2 separate regions of the Mus musculus genome follow, and region 1 is linked to region 2. A link is a loop called in an ENCODE intact Hi-C map of the cell type or tissue named here. Cell type or tissue: left cerebral cortex. All regions are shown on one strand.

What was found. A loop is a pair of places that touch in the nucleus more often than their neighbours do. Peaks named below come from ENCODE experiments on the same cell type or tissue, not always from the same donor. Only the 100,000 strongest peaks of a DNase experiment are listed, where the experiment ranks them.
Region 1: it touches region 2 in a loop (2.0-fold over the local background); 2 of 42 quality-filtered maps call a loop at or near these places.

Annotation. Positions count from the first base shown.
Region 1 is chr7:68,043,981-68,046,480 of GRCm38, reverse strand. The region is part of intron 2 of Igf1r (insulin-like growth factor I receptor); the gene reads right to left. Among named protein-coding and RNA genes, the nearest start is that of Gm51488, 92 kb to the left of the region's middle. In left cerebral cortex, no CTCF peak of the experiment used is centred here; a DNase peak (open chromatin) is centred at 1,530.
Region 2 is chr7:67,949,732-67,952,231 of GRCm38, reverse strand. No RefSeq gene overlaps it. Among named protein-coding and RNA genes, the nearest start is that of Igf1r, 1.3 kb to the left of the region's middle. In left cerebral cortex, CTCF peaks have their summits at 965 and 1,166 (motif pointing right); DNase peaks (open chromatin) are centred at 424, 939 and 1,103; H3K4me3 peaks cover 2,152 bases; H3K27ac peaks cover 1,900 bases.

The DNA of each region.
Region 1 (2,500 bases), 94 kb before region 2:
ATATAACCCTAACAGCAAAATAGTAAGAATTACAGACCCATCTCAAAACTGCTATTATAAAACATTAAATATTAGCAACAATTATGGTTTATTCAGGAACGCAAAGATGACTCAGTATTTCAAAATCTAATCAATATAAATTATGCCACAAAATAAAAGCAAGAGCTCACAATTACATTGTGTCAAAAGGCATTTAATGAAATGCATCAGCTTCTCTCAATTAAAATTAGAACAGGAATGGACACAACAGCCTTAGATGGAATACACTGTTACTGACTAAAACTCAGAGTGTCCATTGCTTAAGCACAGAAGGTTCTTATTTGAACCAGTACAGTGAGTACCCTTATCTACAAACACAAAAGCAACAGTAAACAGACAAGGTTGAATATGTAGTCATTAACAAGAGAATTTAATATCATCTTGTTTAGGAGCAAAGGGAAACAGATTAATGATATTTGCCCATCGATATAAGATAGCTAATTAAGAATCATTCATGAAAATCATGAACTTCTATAATTTAGAATCTTATTTAAATATTTGCAATGGACAAGTGATCTATACATCAAGAAAAATTAATTAAAACTATACAAAACACTGTTAAGAACTATCCTTTATATAATATCATGAGCTCCCTTTTAAAAAACCTAGGCCCAATATATTGGATGCATGTATTTATTTTTACATGCTGAGAGGAAAAACAAAGACCAAGGACAGTATGTTTTCCACCTGTATATTACCCACTCCCCAGCACACAATGTTTGGATCACTTAATCTATGATCTGAGCTCTATGTATGATAATCAAGACATCTACCAGTGAGTCACACACCTAGATCACCTGAAGTACTAAACTGTTTGTGTGTGCGTGCCTGCGTGTGTGTGTGTGTGTGTGTGTGTGTGCGTGCGTGCATGCATGTATGTGTAAGTTTTTATTTACTTTGCTCTGTTTTTCTGAGCTAGGTCTTGTCAAGCATCCCTGGATGGGCTCCAGGATTCCATCCTTGTTCAAGTTCCCCACATGCTGGGATTACAGGCTCTTGTAAGCAGAGACCAGATACACCTGCATTTGCACAAACAGCTAATGACCGACTGGTCGACATATTGGTGAATATATACAGAGTACCTCGGAGGCATACAAAACTTTGAAAACAATCGCCCCGTGGATAATTTATCAGAAGGGGAGGCAGGAAACACCCTGCGATGGCTGCTTCAGGTCAGCTTGGATTTCGATCCTGACTACACTTAGCCTATGGGAAGGGGATGATGATGGCCAGTCCTTACTGGCCTGTTGAGTAAGGATGAAACGTTTACACCTAGTGTTAAACCCAGTCATTACTGGTATATTTTATTATTAGCTCATTCTTCTAAAAAAAAAAATAATGGCAGAAAGAAGGATTTTCAACTACCCCACTGTGGGTTTCCAAGGCCCTGCCTGTCAGCAGCTACATCCACAGCATGTGCTACTTCCCAATATAGTTGGGTGGGTGTTTGGGTGGTTGCTTCCAGCTCCCAGACTGAGGCAGCTGGTAGGTGAGCTGAGGGTCTCCCCAAAGCTTATCACCACTATCCCACCAACCCTCGGCTTCTAATTGGCACTTTAGAAACTGCAACTTCTCTCAATACTTACAGGCAGACTGCTGGCAGGGACATCCTGGAGATGACTCAAGACTTGAAGAATGAGAAAGGGCACAGGAGGCACTAAAGGAGGCCTCTATGTCCAAAGCCCCCGGGACAGGAATAGAGTGGAACAGAAACCACAAGGGAGCTCATGCTACGTCTTTTTTTCTTTAAGGGAAAGAAAAAAAATGTCCACACACAGTCACCTCCATGTCCACCTCCACGTCCTGATACTCATCCAATGTAATGTGCTGATAACATTATTAATTAAGAACGAAATATGAAGTAGAAAACCATCAACAGAGATAGGTAAAGGAGTTAAGTTATACACTGTAAATGGCTTTGAATTCCTATCAAAGGAAAGTCAAGGCTTTCGTAAGAAATGAAAGGTTCTTAAAAATGACAGAAACATTGCAGTATCAAACAGAGATTGTTCCAAAAGTGAAAGGGGCCAAGCAGTGCCCAGCAACTACATCCTTTTAAGAAAGACAAACTGGAGAACAAGAAGAAACAAAACATCCGGCGATCCTGACGTTATCACTTCTCTACAGCAGAAAGGCCTCCTGCTCACGTTTTCCAAGCTATGTGCTTTGTGATCCAAATAATATTATACAAGGAAATAAAACCATCTGTGAGGAACATTAATTCACCATGGCTTGGCTACCACGGAATTCTTCTCAATCTCTCCGCAGATAACTTTAAAACTAAATGAACTAAGCCAAAAGTAGCTGGGGTGTGTGTGTGTGTGTGTGTGTGTGTGTGTGTGTGTGTGTGTGTGAGAAATTCAATTAACTTTATAACTGCACTTTTGAGAGTGAAGCCACATTTTCTATAAGGGGGATATATCAAAATTTCCCTGGTTCTCTAACCTAGACACATTCCTGA
Region 2 (2,500 bases):
CCGCGTCGGCCCCCGCCCGCCGCCGACTCCGTGCGCGGGGGCTCCGGCTCGCTGAAGGTCAAAGCCGAGCACGCCGCGTGCCGTGGAGCTCTCGCAGGCACGGGGAGAGGCGTGGAGGGTCCGGAGAGCGGGGCCGAGGGTCTGCGAGCGCCGGGCGCGCCGGGACAGGCTCGCAGGCAGCTTCCCTGTCGCTCGCCTCTCTCGAGTTCGCCCGGTGCGCTCGCTCCTCCTCGGTTCCCCCCCCCCCTCCTTTTTTTTTCCGCTCAGCGGAGTTAATGCTGGTAAACAAGAACCTCAGCCTCACCGCGCCGCCGCCGCCGCCGCCACACACTGGGGGCTCTACGCGCGCGCTCTCGGGGCCGCGCACACGTGCCCGCGCGCACACTCCAAGCGGCTACAGCCGCAGTCCCGGCGCGCCGAGGGCCGGGCCCCGACTCGGCAGGCGCCAAGAGCCGGAGTTCGGGATCGCAGGGACGTGCGGAGCGGAGCGCGGGCGTGGGGAGCCGGGCCCAGGAGGCACCGCCCCCCGCGCCTCCACCCGCGCCGGCCCCCGCGCGCACACTGAGCCACGCGCGCGCCCACGCTTCCGCCCCCACCCGCACTGCGCCGGCCGGCCCTGTCCGCACCCTCCCCTCCCGCAGGACTCCAAAAAACAATGCCCGGGGCGCCGGTGGGACTCGGTGGCCAGGGGGGCGGCGGCAGGGCGGGCGGGCAGCAGAGCGGGCGGGCTGCGGGCGCGGTGGGCGGGGAGTGCGGCCTCGGAGCTTCATTGAAAACAACAACAGCGCGGCTGGAGAGCGCGCTGGCCGACTCCGTGAAAAAGCTTCATTGTTTCTTGCAGCTGTTGCAAAATAAATAAATAAGTGCATGCATGCGGCATTTTTTTCGCAGTGTGGTGGAAAGCCCGGACGCGACGGGAGGGGCACACCTGGGGGAAAGGGGACCCCTGAAGACTGCTACGCAAGGCACTTTCCACGCCAGGCTTGGGCGCCCGTGGCGGCGCTCCTTGGGTGTTCCGGTGCTTGCGCGCAGTCGGGGAGCGGACAGGGTGCGGTCCGCGAGGCTCTATTCTCGAAGCACAGCGATTCCACCGCGGGCCCCCAGCCCTGGAAAGGGAACCCAGACAGGCGGCCCCTCGTGCCCAGGACCCGTCTCCGCGGCGGCCGCCAGAGGGCGCGACCGCAGCCTGGGAGGGCTGGCTCCGGGAATGTCGCCTCCCTCCCTCCGGGGGAGGAAATGTGGGGGCCCCGAGTCGGGGACCGACTCGGCTGGGTCGTGCTAGCCGGGCCTCCCAGCCCCATTCCTCTCCCGCCCTGAGGGCGCTCCACCGCATCGTGCTGGTCCGTGCTCCACCACGTGGGCAGCTGCGGAGAAGGACCGCAGCGCGTGTCAGGCTGCGGGAACCCGCAGCTGGGGGGCGTGTCCGAGGGCTTCCCAGGGAGGGGATTGCGGGCGGGGACCCTAACCCGGACAACGTCGTCTGGCTCGGGTCCCAGTCTTAGGAATGTGCGGCCGCCACCCGGAATCGGTGGCCACTGCAGAAACCCACCCGCACCTGCCTCCATTCCCCCCTCCCCTCCGCGTCCCTCTAGCTTCATTTGATCTGTAAGTGACTTGAAACTAGCACCAGCCCAAGTCTCCTCGGTGTTTTTTCTCAACTGTGCCAGGGGAGAGGTTTCCCCAAGACGAGGCTTTCCCAGGACTGCCATCTAATGAACAAACACTGCGGAGGCCAGGTCCTCAAAGGGGGAGAAACCAGCAATGGCTAGAGAAAGGAGTTTGAAATACGTGGACTTTTAAAAATAGTGATTTGATCACGTGTCGCCCTTAATGCGGTCGGGCTTCATGACTCAGGCTAATTGATATCCACGATAAATAAAAAGATGGCTCATAAGAGTTGGGAATGTCTGGATCAAATAGAAGTGTTTGTCTTATAAACAGTCGGACTGTCTGGTTGGTGGAGAGGACCAGTTCTGTAGCAAAGAAAGGTTTCTTTCATTACTCAAATAGTAAAAGATTTCGGCATTGCATTTATATGCACCCCATCTTTCATAAGGGATTTTTTTTTTTTTTTTTTTTTTTTTTTTTTACTAAATTTAGAGCTGAAAACAAATCAAAAGCTACCGTAAAGGAAACTAAGCCCATATTTTTCTGTATCATCTGAATCAGTTTTTCCCTTGGAAATGTTGAGCTACGTTCAGTGAATCGGTTCTATAGAAGGAACGTTTCCGAAGGAAGGAAAGAAAAGTACATACATAGGGCTGTTTTGTTTACCGGAAACTTGCCTTGTTTTTAAAATAAATTGTGCCAGTTTTAGATGTTCCTGAACGTTAAGAAATAAATACATTAGAACTTTCACTTAGATGCAACATTTAAAAATACAAATCCAGGTTTCTAATATCAAAGTATTTCTTCAGAGCATTCCCTGCACCGAAGGGGTCCTTAGTAACTCCAGCCTGGTGCTCTCAGCATATAATTCAGATGCAGAGGAATAACAGTA